Linked DNA regions of Homo sapiens: region 2 is linked to region 1. A link is a loop called in an ENCODE intact Hi-C map of the cell type or tissue named here. Cell type or tissue: mammary epithelial cell. All regions are shown on one strand. Region 1 overlaps SNAP29 (synaptosome associated protein 29). Region 2 overlaps PI4KA (phosphatidylinositol 4-kinase alpha).

What was found. Hi-C counts contacts between places; a loop is a spot of excess contacts. Peaks named below come from ENCODE experiments on the same cell type or tissue, not always from the same donor. Only the 100,000 strongest peaks of a DNase experiment are listed, where the experiment ranks them.
Region 2: a loop joins it to region 1, with 16 times the contacts of the local background. A loop is called at or near these places in 11 of 110 quality-filtered maps.

The regions. Positions count from the first base shown.
Region 1 is chr22:20,881,245-20,889,244 of GRCh38, reverse strand. SNAP29 (synaptosome associated protein 29) reads right to left here. Exons shown (of 5, transcript NM_004782.4): 4 at 5,676-5,774; 5 at 1-1,566. The coding sequence ends at 1,409. Among named protein-coding and RNA genes, the nearest start is that of SNAP29, 26 kb to the right of the region's middle. RefSeq lists an enhancer at 2,974-3,474. In mammary epithelial cell, a CTCF peak has its summit at 3,565 (motif pointing left); DNase peaks (open chromatin) are centred at 3,304 and 3,414; H3K4me3 peaks cover 135 bases; H3K27ac peaks cover 648 bases.
Region 2 is chr22:20,800,915-20,808,914 of GRCh38, reverse strand. PI4KA (phosphatidylinositol 4-kinase alpha) reads left to right here. Exons shown (of 55, transcript NM_058004.4): 10 at 1,457-1,553; 11 at 3,750-3,941; 12 at 4,515-4,615; 13 at 5,595-5,724; 14 at 6,810-6,942. Among named protein-coding and RNA genes, the nearest start is that of SERPIND1, 31 kb to the right of the region's middle. In mammary epithelial cell, a CTCF peak has its summit at 4,789 (motif pointing left); a DNase peak (open chromatin) is centred at 1,324.

The DNA.
Region 1 (8,000 bases):
ACCACTGTTTATAGGCTGCAGACTGTAAAGGGAAGTACTGGGAAATGGCAAAGGTCACATGGGCCAGTGCCATGTTTTAAGGTCAAAGGCACTGTTATTTTAAGTGACCTATCTCATTATTAAAATCAGTCACTTTCACCATCTTCAAAATATTTTGTTTTTTTAAAAAGACAAGGGCCTTGTGGCTCCAACTATTTTGTTGGATGTACCAACATAAATAAATCAGTTTTAATTGATGCTTCTGCATGATTTCTTTTGTAAAATGAAAGGAGAAAATGAACTGGGCCAGTTAAAATGGTATCTGGGCTTTTTGCCCCCTTAGCAAAATCCTTCTATACAAAGTCAGCGTCATTTATAGAGTGCCAGTCCTAAAACCAGGTGGCAGAGAAATAAGTGATGATTCAAGTTACCTTGCAAGAAGTGCAGAAGAGTGGGTGGGAATGCTAGACAGGTCAGGAGACCCCCGGTACCAAATAAACATTTTGCCCTACTGAGGCCTGCCTAATGGTGATTCCCAGAGGGGTGGAGGAAGACCATTGTGCAGCTGCATCTGTGCAATACTCCATTCCCACAAACTCTATTGGGCGCCCCTGTCGGTCAGCCTCGCAGCCTCGAGCCAGTGGAAGACCTGTTGCAAATCACAGATGGAGAGTTACAGATGGGAGCACGTGGGGAAGAGGGGCTCACCCAATTCCCCACACATTTCCAGGAGTCGCAGTGAGCAGTGCTGGTGTGAAGCCCTCCTACTAATATACATGCCAAGGATGGGGGGCTGGAGGGAAGCGGGGACATCTGCCAACAAAAGAGCAAGATGGCACACTCTATTTCCCATTCTAACACTGATCCTTTCTGGGAGGATGAAAGAATCACAGATAATGTGCTCAGAGAGTGTGTGTGTGTGTGTGTGTGTGTGTGTGTGTGTGTGTGTGTGTGAATGATGACTCCTAAACAAAGGTGTGGGAAGGACCCTCCTCCACCAAACGACTGGTTCACAGGCCCCCTTAACACTCTGACTCATGGTAAGGCTTAGGAATGAGAAATAGAGGCTCATGGCTGCAAGACTGAAATTCTGTTCCCATCTTTCCATATGCTCATTAAAATGAGAAATGCAACTCTTCTTATTCCAGCATGGTAATCAAACGCCCAAGATATGCAGGGCCAGGCTACTGTGCTCAGACAAAAACTCTAATAAGCATTTTGCTGGAAGAACTTGGTGAGGTGTTAACCCTAGGAAAATGTGGGACAAACACTTCCTTATAACAGCAAAAATGTCTTAAGACCTACTCTATTATAACATTTGCAAACACACATTAATTTACATACTAAAATAGTAAATGAAATTTCTTGGAAGTTCAAAAAAAGATCTTTCAAATCTTTTCATCACAATAGAGTGGAAATCCGTCTGTCTTCAGAGTTGTCGAACTTTTCTTTCTGTGCTTTTTATGTTGACATCTAACTTGTCCACTTTGGTTGTCAGCCGGTCAAGAATGTCATCTTGCTCCTCAATTTCTGTCTGCATCCCCAGGGCTATGTCCTTCAGACGACCCAGTCCCATGGACAGCTCATCTGCAGGAGGAGGAAATGACACGCAGGCATGAGCAAACAGTCACGGCACCTGCAAATGCTTCTTGATGGTGTGGGTAAGTGGGAGAGACAGGGATCTGTGTTGCCTGGGGGGACTGCACCCACTGCAGAGATGAGTCTTGACTTAATTGATTCTGTCAGGGTGAAGAGTAAAGCCTTTTCCCAGGTTTGTGACTGTGTGTGTGTGTGTGTATGTGTGTGTGTGTTTGTGCACGCTGGGGGTAGGGAGATATGCCCAGGGCTGCTTTCTGCCTTTTTACTAGGAACAGCAGCCAGGAAAGAGCCAGAGAGGAGAGAGAAGAGGTGGTGCTTTGTAAGCCTTCTTACTTGCAAGATTAAATATAAAACACTAAGAGAAAAAGGATCAGGATACACAAAGGCTTAGCACTGGTACCACAAATCTAAGCAAAATCAGTTTTTTGTTTTTTTTTTTTTTGAGACAGCATTTTGCTCTTTTGTCCAGGCTGGAGTGCAGTGCCATGATCTCGGCTCACTGCAACCTCCGTCTCCTGGGTTCAAGCAATTCTTCTGCCTCAGCCTCCTGAGTAGCTGGGACTACAGGCACACGCCACCACACCCGACTAATTTTTTTTGTATTTTTAGTAGAGATAGGGTTTCACCATATTGGCCAGGCTGGTCTCGAACTCCTTACCTTGTGATCCGCCCGTCTTGGCCTCCCAAAGTGCTAGGATTACAGGCGTGAGCCACCGCGCCCGGCCAAAATCAGTTTTTTTAAAAAGGTAGTTTTGGCCGGGTACAATGGCTCATGCCTGTAATCCCAGCACTTTGAGAGGCTGAGGTGGGTGGATCGTATGAGGTCGGGATTTTGAGGCCAGCTTGGCCAACATGGTGAAACCCCATCTCTACTAAAAAATATAAAAATTAGCCAGATGTGGTGGTGCATGCCTGTATTCCCTGCTACTCGGGAGGCTGAGGCAAGAGAATCACTTGAACCTGAGAGGAGGAGGTTGCAGTAAGCTGAGATCAATGCACTGCACTCCAACCTGGGCGACAGAGCAAGACTCCGTCTCAAAAAATGAAATAAAAAGATAGGCTGAGTGTGGTGGCTCATGCCTGTAATCCCAGCACTTTGGGAGGCCGAGGTGGGTGGATCACTTGAGGTCAGGAGATCGAGACCATCCTGGCTAACATGGTGAAACCCCGTCTCTACTAAAAATACAAAAATTAGCTGGGCATGGTGGTGCACACCTTGTAATCCCAGCTACTCGGGAGGCTGAGGCATGAGAATCACTTGAACCCAGCAGGCAGAGGCTGCAGTGAGCTGAGATTGTGCCACTGCACTCTAGCCTGGGCGACAGAGTAAAACTCTCAGAAAGAAATTAAAAAATATAAAAATAAAAAGATTGTCTTCAAGTCAGGCACAGTGGCTCATGCTTGTAATCCCAGCACTCTGGGAGGCTGAGGTGGGAGGATCACTTGAGCCCAGAAGTTGGAGACTAGCCTGGGCAACAAAGCGAGACTCCATTTCTAAAAAAGAAAAGAAAAGAAAGAGAAAAACAGTATAATTAAAATTAAAAAAAAAAAAAAGATAAGTCTTCAGCTCTTTGCTTCTTAAGCTTACTAAAATTCATGGCCTCGTGCTCCATGGAGAGCAGAGCCTGTGGTTGCCTCAGGCCTCAGGAGGAAGCTCACTGGCAGCCAGGGCAGCAAAGGATAAGCAAACAGAGAGGCTGAGATAAAATGTGTGATAATGTAAAACCACCAGGCCAGGGCGCTGGAGTCCAGAGAGCTTGCCTGAGATCCTGAAATAGCAGGGAGATAGTGTTAAGACGGGAAGAGTGTGAACAAAGGCAACACTCCCTGCCCCACCAGAGTGGACCGGCCTGGCCTGTGTCAGCAGGGCCAGAGGGCTGAGCTCTGAACTAGCCACTCGCCCTTCTGCCCAGGCCCACCTCCTACTCTAGACTGCGTCCTGCCGGTAACTGCCCAGCTGCTCGTCCACAGTGCCAACTGTGCACCCTCAGCACCTCCTAGTGGCGGGCAGTACTCAGCACTTCTTCCTGCCTCTGAATGCAGTATCCTTCCTCAAAGTCCCTTCTCCCACTTCTGCCAGCAGGCACCAACCATACCACTAGCCCTAACCTCTCCCTTTCTCGCAGTGAAGGACAAAGGGCTTTCACGCCTCTCTGGGCTTCTCTGGAGTGGTTAGATCTGGGCAGACACACCTTCTGCCTCAGATAAGTCTTTGGCTCTGGAGGACAGAGTCCAGGGCATAGAAGGAGGTGGCAGCTGTCTGGGGCTTCCCAGACAGCAAGCAGGAGAAAACCCGTGCACAGACACTCCATGTGCATCTTCATGGGTTTCAGTTTTGCCTTCCACTAGATACCTTTACAGCAGGGGAGGATTTTATTATTTGTCCCCTACACTTTGCCAACTCCTAACAGGGGGTGGGAGACTGACAGGGTGACCCAGGTCACCACGGGGGAGATTTCTGCTCAGGGAGTAGCGGTAGGAGGAGGCAGCAAGTCTGAGACACTACTTAGAATAAACTCACAGAACTGCCCACAGGCCAACACCTACTTGAATTTCAAGTAACTGACTTTTCCATTCAAAAAATAATCACTGGCTAGGGCGCAGTGGCTCACACCTATAATCCCAGCACTTTGGGAGGCCGAGACAGGCGGGTCACCTGAGGTCGGGAGTTCGAGACCAGCCTGACCAACAAGGAGAAACCTCATCTCTACTAAAAATACAAAATTAGCTGAGCATGGTGGTGCATGTCTGTAATTCCAGCTACTCGGGAGGCCGAGGCAGGAGAATCGCTTGAACCCAGGAGGCAGCGGTTGCAGTGAGCTGAGATTGCACCATTGCACTGCAGCCTGGGCAACAAAAGCAAAACTCTGTCTCAAAACAAAACAAAACAAAACAAAACATAATCACTAAGTGCTTGCCTGCTGGGCCCCAGATACAAAGTAGTGACAAAATGGAAACACTCCCATGCTGTCCTGGAATCTACAGTCTGATTGGGAAGACAGCAGGCAAACCAGCAGATACACAATCACAAACGGCCAGGGCAGCCCCCTGGAAACACAAGGGTCCTGAGAGACAGGGAGAGGAGGCCATACTAATGCAAGACTGACAGAAAGAGAAGGAGCCAGCCTACAGAGAGTCGGGGGAGCCCATCCAGGCAGATAGGGGCCACGAGGCAGAAAGAACTCACATCAGAAATCCCACACGAGCCTGCAGGTGATGAGGGCAGAAGGGACTAGGGCAGCCAAAGAGAGCCTGGACTGCACTGTGAGTGTGTGGGGTTCCATGAGAGAGTTCTGGAAGAATATACCCTTCACTTCTTCTTTTTTTTTTTTTTTAGGTGGAGTTTCGCTCTTGTTGCCCAGGTTGGAGTGCAATGGTGCGATCTTGGCTCACTGCAACCTCTGCCTCCCGGGTTCAAGTGATTCTCCTGCCTCAGCCACCCGATAGCTGGGATTACAGGCGCCTGCCACCACGCCCGGCTAATTTTTGTATTTTTAGTAGAGACAGGGTTTCACCATGTTGGTCAGGCTGGTCTTGAACTCCTGACCTCGGGTGATCCACCCGCCTTGGCCTCCCAAAGTGCTGGGATTGCAGGCGTGAGCCACTGCGCCCGGCCCCCTGCACACCCTTCCGTTTTGAAACATCATGCTGGAGGCTGTGTGGCCAAAGTGCCAATTGCAACACGAGCACTAACTCTTACCATCCCAGGCACTTTCTGGCTCAGGTAACCTTTCCACTGTTCTCAGAGGTAGCCCATTTCACAAGGAGGAAAACAGGGCTCTGAGTGGCCAGGTGGGAAGGATGAAGTGAGCGGTCACGTCCAGGCTATACTTTATGGCCTCTCAGGGACTCCTGGGTCCCTGGTGCTGTTCATGAAAGTGAGAGGTGGGGAGGGCTCGGCTGGGCTAGAAGTAGGAAATGGTGAGAAGTGGAGAGATTCCAGAGACAGTGAGGTGGCAAGATGGACCCAGCTTGGCGTGGGATGTGATGTGTGGTGAGGGAACTGAAGCTGGAGGATGCTCATGCAGGGGCTATGCTTGGCGTAAGCTGCCTGAAGGACAGTGGCTTACAGAAGCTGGTGTGGTGCTCAGTCTTACCTAGGTTGCTGTCGATCTTCTGGTGATAGGCTCGAAGGTGTGGGTTCTTTGGGTAAGCATCAGTACTCATGGCAGAACCAGCCCCTCTGGGGACAGGGTCTAAGTTTAGAAGGAAACACCAGGAGAGCGGTTAATTGACATTCCTTCAAATGCTGCTTCACACACCCAAAACAATTTCATCTGGAAAATGGGTGGAAGGAACGAAGGGGTTGGTTCTGAGGCTATCCAGAGGGATGAGGGAGGAGCACAGCGCAGGCTCATGGGCCAGAAGAAGAGACGCTTCCACGGGGTAGGAGAGGGTTCTCACTTTCCCTCAGTACTTGGGAGATCAAACACCCTCAAATTAAGGGTCACCTAACTCCTGGTGCACAAGCTCAGGAAAGACAGAGTCACACAAGTGACAATACAGAAGTGGAACTGCAATAATGCAAAACTACACAGTCTGTGGACAAAGTATAAAAATACAAATTGTTACGTTACATAAATGGAATTATGGGTAATTTCGTTTCTTTCTGAAATTTATTTCTACACTATCTTTGCACTTGAAACAAATACGCAAAAAAAAAAAAAAGAAATGTTAAATAATGCACATTTGCCACAAGAAATCTTCCTTGAACTTTTAGTTTCTTCTTTTTTAAAATTATCTTTCTTGGCTTGAATGAACTTCAGTTTCTAAACGCACACGGAAAAGCCCTGTCATCCCGGTTTATCTCTTTCAGGGAAACTTCACTTTCTAGACTTAGCACATTTCCTCCAGCACCAACCAACTGAAACCATTCTGCAAACTGTGTCGATTTTTTCTTCAGTCTTTTAAGTTAATATATACTGCACAAATAAAAACTCTCTTTAATTCCTTAAAATTGTGTCTTGGGTGCAGTGTCCTGTGCCCCTTCTCCAGGGTGTGATGAGGCCGGTTTTCCCAGCCCTTGCCTTTCAATTTACACTCACTTCCTCCACTTGCCTTTCCAGAATGAACTGTGCTGATGATGTTAGTCTCTCCTGCTCCCCGCTCTTCCTCCATCTGGGCTCTCCTCAGCTGCATCAACCACAACCATGGTGGGTTCCAGAGCTTCCATGGTGTATCGTTTTCTTGAAGGCAGCACAGTAAGCCTTTGGTTTCTAGCACCAATTTCAATGTACCTGGCTATTGTGGGGGCCTATGGAGGAGGCCCCAGGAGCCCTAAATTCCTTTCCAGATAAGGGATGTTTCTGGGCCTATCACTTGATAGAAGTGGAATGATTCGATCAACACTGTCTTGCACACCTTGTCCATGTGGCTGCTGCTCCTTCTGCTTGGGCTGGAGGCTGTATTAGTCCCTCACTGATGCTGTGACAAATGACCACAAACTTGTCTTACGGTTCTGGAGGTCAGAAGTCCAACATGGGTCTCACTGGGCTGAGTCGGGGTGTCCTCAGGGTTGCACTCCTTCTGGAGCTCTTGGGAAGAATCTAATTCCTCGCCTTTTGCAGTTTCTACAGTTCACCCGTGTACCTTGGCAGGTGGGCCCCTTTCTCTATCTTCAAGGCCAGCAGCATCTTCAGATCTCTGACTCTGCTGCTCTCTCTCCTGCTTCTCTTTCCACTTAAAAGGGACCTTTGTGATGACACTGGACCCAACTGGACAACCCAGGATAATCTCCCCATCTTGCTGATTAGCAATTGTAACTCCATCTGCAACTGTAATTCCACCTTTGCCATATAACCTAACACACTCACGGGGTCTGGGGATTAGGACGTGGACAGCTTTGAGGGGCCAGTATTCTATTTACCAAGGGGTTTTTCTGCAGTTGGCTTTTTACTGCTGGAACAATTGAGAATGACACAGGCAGGAACCAATGATGGGCACGCTCATTTTCTTTTTTGAGACAGAGTTTCACTCTTGTTGCCCAGGCTATAGTGCAGTGGCGTGATCTCAGCTCACTGCAACCTCCGCCTCCCAGATACAAGTGATTCTCCTGTCCAAGCCTCCCAAGTAGCTTGGATTAGAGGCATGTGCCACCACATTTGGCTAATTTTTTTGTATTTAGTAGAGACAGGGTTTCACCACGTTATTAGTAAGGCTGGTCACAAACTCCTGACCTCAGGTGATTCACCCAGCTTGGCCTCCCAAAGTGCTGGGATTACAGGCGTGTGTTACTGCACCAGGCTGGCCGGGCAGGCTCATTTTCAATGGAATGCAGGCCCTCACTTCCTTGTTCTCCTCTCCATGGAGGGAGGGAGGGAGAGAAGGAGGAGCCCCACCATAATGCACACCCCCAGCTCCGCAAGAGCATGCGGGGTCCCTAAGGCCCTTTGGCTAGCATGGGTGATGCCAGCAGCTGGGGC
Region 2 (8,000 bases), 80 kb after region 1:
CCAACTTCTGGCGCCTTAAAGATTTGCTATATTTGCAGACCACTTTTATACTTGTCAAGAATTATAATATTAGCTGGGCATGGTGGTACATGCCTGTAGTCCCTGCTACTCAGGAGGCTGAGGCAGGAGGATCACTTGAGCCCAGGAGTTCAAGGCTGCAGTGAGCTGTGATCATACCACTGCATTCCAGCCTGGGGTACAGAGTGAGACCCTATCTCTAAAAAAAAAAATGAAAAAAACGAGTTATGATAAACCATAATTTTCCATCCTACTCAACTAGGAGTATATAGAAGTTAAGGACTGTTATCTTTTTTTTTTTTTTTTTGAGACGGAGTCTCACTCTGTCACCCAGGCTGGAGTGCAGTGGCGTGATCTTGGCTCACTGCAAGCTCCGCCTCCCAGGTCAAAGCAATTCTGCCTCAGCCTCCTTAGTAGCTGGGATTACAGGTGCACGCCACCACGCCCGGCTAATTTTTTGTATTTTTAGAAGAGACAGGGTGTCACCATGTTGGACAGGCTGGTCTTGAACTCCTGAACTCCTGATCTCGTGATCCACCCGCCTTGGCCTCCCAAAGTGCTGGGATTACAGGCGAGAGCCACTGCACCCAGCCTTTTTTTTTTTTTGAGACAGAGTTTTGTTCTTGTTGCCCAGGCTGGAGTGCAATGGCGCGATCTCTGCTCACCACAACCTCTGCCTTTCAGGTTCAAGCAATTCTCCTGCCTCAGCCTCCCAAGTAGCTGGGATTACAGTCATGTACCACCACGCCCAGCTAATTTTGTATTTTTAGTAGAGACAGGGTTTCTCCATGTTGGTCAGGCTGGTCTCAAACTCCCGACCTCAGGTGATCCACCCTCCTTGGCCTCCCCAAATGCTGGGATTACAGGCGTGAGCCACCACACCCGGGCTGGACTATTATCTTTCTTAACTCATTAGACCTTGTGTGAATTTTTTTTTTTTTTTCAGAAGAAGAATAGTGCTACATTTCAAATAGATTCCTAAAGAATAATTTAAAATGAGTTTTAATTACAAAACATAAGTTGTATCTGAAGGTGTCCTGGCTGTAATTTGTATCCTTGGGATGATGGACAGTGTGGATCCCTTACTCTGGTGGCCTTTGTCAGTCTTCCTCCTTCACCACTTCCCATGTCCCTGTCTGGGCCAATGATGGCCAAAGATGGTGAGCTTCAGCCACAGCAAGGAGGTTCTTCCTACTAGGGTGCAGATGGCTGCTCCCCCGCAGGCATCTCTGGACTGCATGAGCCTCCTGTTTTCCTTGGTCTGATGCTTAAGAGGATGAAGACAGTAGAGTGTCCAAGTGATGAGTCATGATAAACAGTTGCTTCATTTAGAATGCTAAGTCACGAATCACCATTCCGCTGGGCCTTGCTGTGAAGGCAAAGGGTGGGCAGAAGGGCATTTCTGTTCTATAGTCATGTGTGTCTGCCTTCCCTGCAGGCCAACCCCAGTGCTGATCTCTACTACACTTCCTTCAGTGACCCTCTCTACCTGACCATGTTCAAGATGCTGCGTGACACTCTGTACTACATGAAGGGTGAGGACAGTTTGCCCATGTGTTTGTGAGTACAGCAAGACTGGCTCCCAGGCCACTGTCGCATGCTAGTGGTTGCAGACTGGTACTCACTTTCTGCTGGGGCCACTGAAAAACACATATGAGCAAAGTGGTCATGTTACTGAAATTTTGGGAAAAAAGCAAATTTAAAAAATCTGTCCATGATCCTGCAACCCCGGTACCATCGATGATGGCTCCTTTGCTGAGTTTATTTCCTAAGGTGTTTATCTAAAATGTGCATGTTATATTGTCCTAAGGACAGATACAGTTTTACATATCCATTTAGATAGTTTAAAAAATTAAAAAAGAGGCCAGGCACAGTGGCTTATGCGTATAATCCCAGCACTTTGGGAGGACAAGGTGGGCTGATCACTTAAGGTCAGGAGTTCGAGACCAGCCTTGCCAAACAGGGTGAAACCCTGTCTCTACTAAAAATACAAAAGAAATTAGCCAGGCGCAGTGGCATGCACCTGTAATCCCAGCTACACAGGAGGCTGAGGCAGGAGAATCGCTTGAACTTGGGAGGCGGAGGTTGCAGTGAGCCCAGATCGTGCCACTGCACTCCAGCCTATGTGACAGAGTAAGACTCCATCTCAAAAACATTAAAAAAAAGAAAATGAAGTACTTGTAATACATGTAATCTGTTAATGTAGAGGTACTAGCTTTTTTTTTCAGACAGAGTCTTTCCCTGTCGCCCAGGCTGGAGTGCATTGGCATGATCTGGGGTCACTGCAACTTCTGCCTCCCAGGCTCAAGCAATTCTCTCGTGCCTCAGCCTCCCAAGTAGCTGGGATTACAGGCATGTGCCACCACGTCTGCCTAATTTTTGTATTTTTAGTAGAGATGGGGTTTTACCATGTTGGCCAGGCTGGTCTTGAACTCCTGGCCTCAAATGATCCACCCACCTTGGCCTCCCAAAGTGCTGGGATTACAGGTGTTAGCCACTGCACCCAACCTGAGACAATAGCTTAATAGTTAACATGCACACACAACAATTTAGCATTTTCTTCTAGTCCCTCTTTCATGAATTTTGTTTTTCCCAGAAGTGAGGAAACAATCTTTTATGCATTTTACAAAATGTTTTTCCTATGCTCTCCCCTCACACTGTTGAGTGTTCTTCGTAAGCTTAAGTTTTGATGAGCACATAATATTTTGTCAGGAAGGTATACCAAAATTTAGTAACCACTTTCCTAATCTGATTCTGAACATTCCTCAGAAGCTGAGTCATCTGGGCCACGGCAAGGGTTGAAACTCCCTAAGAAGGGGCATCAGGGATTACCCCTGCCCTCCCCACCACCCCTGCTGTGTGTTGCTGGCTGCCTTGGCTGGGCTGACTTGTGCGTGCATCATGGTGGTTCTCCTGAATTTTCCAGGCCCTGGGGATGAGAGTTTGAAAAGTCTCTCAAACTCAGGGTGAGTGCTCTGAAGATCCAGATAATTCTCTTCTCAAGGCTGCAACCAGTTTTTGCCCTTATCTGACAACCTTTTTCTTTCTTTTTTTTTTTTTTTTTGAGATGGGAGTCTCGCTCTGTCGCCCACGCTGGAATGCAGTGGCACGATCTTGGCTCACTGCAAGCTCCGCCTCCCGGGTTGACGCCATTCTCCTGCCTCAGCCTCCCGAGTAGCTGGGACTACAGGCGCCCACCACCACGCCCGGCTAATTTTTTGTATTTTTATTAGAGATGGGGTTTCACCGTGTTAGCCAGGATGGTCTCGATCTCCTGACCTCATGATCTGCCCGCCTCGGCCTCCCAAGTTGCTGAGATTACAGGCGTGAGCCACCGCGCCTGGCCCTGACAACCTCTTTCTTAAAAGAAAAAAAAATCACAGAAGTATCTCATATTGTCAGTGGAAGTAGTTCCAGCAACGATACTTCCCAATTTATATGTTTCATGTATTCAGGTTTTAGTACGTTGACTGCTTAAAACAAAGCATGGCTGTAACATCCCTGGGAAATGATCATTTCCTCTGATTGCCAGGTTGTGTGCACGTGGAGGACAGCTGTGCAATTCCTATCCAACTTCTTTCCAGTGGGCATTCTAGGACCCACAGTGGCCAGTAGCAAATGCTACTTTTCTGGGGTTTTTGTTAAAAGGGGAAGACTGTAGCCGCTGCTAGCACTGCCTGTGTTCTACTGTAGTTTTGTTCCCAGCTGTGATGCCACACTCTTTCCTACAGACCTCCCGACCTCTTTTGTGAAGGAGATCCATGATTTTGTGCTGGAGCAGTTCAACACGAGCCAGGGGGAGCTCCAGAAGATTCTACATGACGCAGACCGGATCCACAATGAGCTGAGCCCCCTCAAACTGCGCTGTCAGGCGAATGCTGCCTGTGTGGACCTCATGGTGTGGGCTGTGAAGGACGAGCAGGGTGAGACAGACTGCCTTGCCTCTCATGTGAGCTCCAGGCATGACCCAGAGGCTTTCTTGCCACAAGTTTCCCCAAACTACTTCTAGAACACTTGGCTCTGTTACCAGCACAGGCAGTTGCAGTAGGCCTCCTGGGCACGTGCAGAGTGGAGCATTAGCCCCTGCTGTGCTCTGCACGTCTGGTGTCCTGTCCTGCATGGAGGGCACTGGACCTGGGAGGATGGGGATGCCCGTGGCCTCAGGGCCTGTGTATGCTCTCTGCTGCATCTTGCTGGTTCTTTAGGCTTTTCTGTGGTGACATGGAAGCTCAGTGCCTTCAGGTGAAGTGTTTTTCTGGGGGAGGAGTAGAATGGGAAGTTTTCTGTGGAATGAACACTGCGGGGACAAGGGGGCTTAGGGCCAGCGGAGAAGAGAGAGAGAGTGTCACACACTGTGTGACCTCTCAGTATGAATAAGCCCTGCCTAAAGTATGTCTCTGGGGTTTTATTAAATTCTGTGCTTACTTGGTGGATAAGTGTGTTAGAAAGACTGGCCTGTGCTGATCACTCATCTCCTCTTCTGGTTTTGAATTAAGGTGCAGAAAACCTTTGCATCAAGCTATCTGAGAAGCTGCAGTCCAAGACGTCCAGCAAAGTCATTATTGCTCACTTGCCCCTGCTGATCTGCTGTCTGCAGGTCAGTCTCCCTGAACCCAGAGAGGCTCAGATCCCACCTGTAGGGCCTCCCTCTTGTCACGCTGTTGCTGTTCAGGCTGTGGTGGGCACACCAGCAGCGGAGACCCTGCCGGTTCTGTCTTTAGGAGCTTTAACCAGTGCGTGCTGTGCACAGTTCATCACTGAGTGTGGGCTGCCCCCTGCAGGATGCCAGGGCTTTCTGTCAGTGGCATATGGGTGCAGCTGGCTTCAGTTCTCCGTTGTTGTGAGGCTGGGGGCCATTCCCAAGGCCTGTGGGGGAAGGACTGTGGACATGTGCCATGGGGCCACGCAAGGGGATGTCTCCTGACACCCACAGTGCTAGCTCTGCTCTGCCGAGACTCTTAACCTTGTCACAATCCCACTGACTCCACACCTGCCATTGTTTAAAAATTATATTTTGTCCCTTTCTTCTTTAGTATGCTTCCAAAAGAGATGAGCACACTTTAACAATCTATATCCCCTGGCCAGGTACGGTTGCTCACTCCTGTAATCCCGATACTTTGGGAGGCAGAGGTGGGAGGATCGCTTGAGCCCAACCTGGGCAACATAGTGAGACTCCGTCTGCACAAAAAATTTAAAAAATTAGAATTAGTTAGGGATGATGGTGTGTGCCTACAGTCCCAGCTACTCAGGAGGCTGAGGTGGGAGGATTGCTTAAGCCCAGTAAGTCAAGGCTGCAGTAAGCCATGATCGTGCCACTGCACTCCAGCCTGGGCGACAGCGAGACCCTGTCTCAAAAACAAAACAAAAAAATAGTAGTTGATGTCCCCTATAGGTGGAGGAGAGTCAGCACCATCGCTTCCATCTTTTTATGTCCTGGGCAGGTGGCCTGTGGGAGCTTTGACCTTCGAAGTTTTGGGTCAGACTTGGGTACTGAAGGGTTGAGCACCTCCCTGCTCAGGGCCTACTCAGATGGTCCCATACCACAGGCCATGTGACAGGTTGATGGTGTGTTGCAGGGTTTGGGCCGCCTGTGCGAGAGGTTCCCGGTGGTGGTGCACTCTGTGACACCGTCCTTGCGAGACTTCCTGGTCATCCCGTCCCCAGTTCTGGTGAAGCTCTACAAGTACCACAGTCAGTACCACACAGGTAATAACAGACTATGTGCCCTTCAGGCCCTGAGAAAGGGGCTCTGTGACTGTGTGTGAGCCTCACACAGGTTTCATGACTGTACCTGGGTGCATTCCTTCGCCACACCTTTCCTTCTGTCTTTCCCTTTGCGTCCCCTCCAAGCTCCAGGCCTTTCTTCCCCGGCCTTCTCTCATCCTGTATTCCTGTTACACCAAAGGCCCCTTCAAGTCCTGTTTTCTTTTTGACATCTTTCACTGTGGAAGTCTGAAATGCAAATCCTGTGTGCCCCAAACACTTAGCCAGGGGCCCAGTCCCTGCTACCCCTGCGAGAATGGATTATGATGTTTCCACATATGATGAAACAATAATTAACATTAATTAATTAAACACCTGCTGTGTGCTAGTGTCTCTGATGTAGTATCACCCTCTTACCCACAGTCTCATGAAGGTGGCTGTTTTTATCTTCCCCTTCAGATGAAGACTTAAAGTCAGAGCAGTTTAAAGATTTAGCCAGGCGTGATGGCGCTCACCTGTAGTCCTAGCTACTCAGGAGGCTGAAGTTGTAGGATGGCTTGAGCCCAGGAGGTTGAGGATGCAGTGAGCTGTGATAGCGCCACTGCATTCCGGCCTGGGTGACAGAGCAAGACCCTATCTCAAAAACAAACAAAAAACAAGACTTCCCTGAACCCCGTAGTGGGGAGGGTTCTCTCAGGCTCTAAGGCCCCTGCTCCCGCAAGCATCCCTAACCCTCACCAGGCTTTGTACATATTAGTGAGGTAACTCCAAGCACAGGGCCATGCCTCAGTCGCCCTCAGAGCTGCCTTTGGTGGTTGGTCATCAGTACTTTTGAACAGTTGATTGAGAAATTGGTAGTTTTCTGTATTTATCACTTTCTAACTTGAATATTCTTCCTTTTGATTTAAACATATTATTTCCTGTTGCTCTTAGACTCTTCTCTTTCTGAAATATTTGGTCAGATGTTTTTAGAGTGATCATTTTGCTTTTATAAATGATCAGCATATTATCTTGGTTTTTGAATTACAAAGAAGGTGATGGAAAATGATAGGCCTAACTAGGTATATATTTGAATTTTTTACTTTCAGTTGCTGGCAATGATATAAAAATCAGTGTGACCAATGAGCATTCCGAGTCAACCCTGAACGTCATGTCGGGTAAGAAGAGCCAGCCCTCCATGTACGAGCAGCTCCGAGACATCGCTATTGACAACATCTGCAGGTGGGAAGCTGGGCAAGTGGCGAGTAGACAGCAGTGCTCCAGACAAGCGGGTTATTACAAAATAAGAGACATTTATACTTCTTTTTTGAGATTGAGTCTCGCTCTGTTGCCCAGGCTGGAATGCAGTGGCACAATCTCGGCTCACTGCTACCTCTGCCTCCTGGGTTCAAGCTATTTTCCTGCCTCAGCCTCCCCCGAGTAGCTGGGATTACAGGCGCCCACCACCACGCCCAGCTAATTTTTGTATTTTTAGTAGAGATGGGGTTGCACCACGTTGGCCAGGCTGGTCTCGAACTCCTGACCTCAGGTGATCCACCTGCCTTGGTCTCCCAAAGTGCTGGGATTACAGGTGTGAGCCACTGCACCCACCCCATTTATACATTTTTTTTTATACAGTCTTGCACTGTTGCCTGGGGCGGGAGTGCAATGGCGCAATCTCAGCTCACAGCAACCTCTGCCTCCTGGGTTCATGCAATTCTCCTGCCTCAGCCTCCCAGGTAGCTGGGATTACAGGCACACACCACCATTCTTGGCTAATTTTTTATATTTTTAGTAGAGATGGGATTTCACTATGTTGGCCAGACTGGTCTCAAACTTGTGACCTCGTGATCCGCCTGCCTCAGCCTCCCAAAGTGCTGGGATTACAAGCGTGAGCCACCGTGCCTGGCTGCATTTATACTTTTTTAAAGCTTGTTTCTGATTATTTTAAACCTACACTTGATCTATAAAGAGGAATTATTTCTTGTTACTTCTTTTCTTTTCCTGATCATAAACATAATAAGAGGCCTGGTGTGGTGGCTCAAGCCTGTAATCCCAGCTACTTGGGAGGCCGAGGCAGGTGGATCATGAGGTCAGGAGTTCGAGACCAGCCTGGCCAATATGGTGAAACCCTGTCTCTACTACAAATACAAAAAATTAGCCGGGCGTGGTGGCACGTGCCTGTAATCCCAGCTACTCGGGAGGCTGAGGCAGGAGAATCACTTGAACCCGGGAGGCGGAGGTTGCGGTGAGCCGAGATTGTACCATTGCACTCCAGCCTGGGCAACAAGAGCAAAACT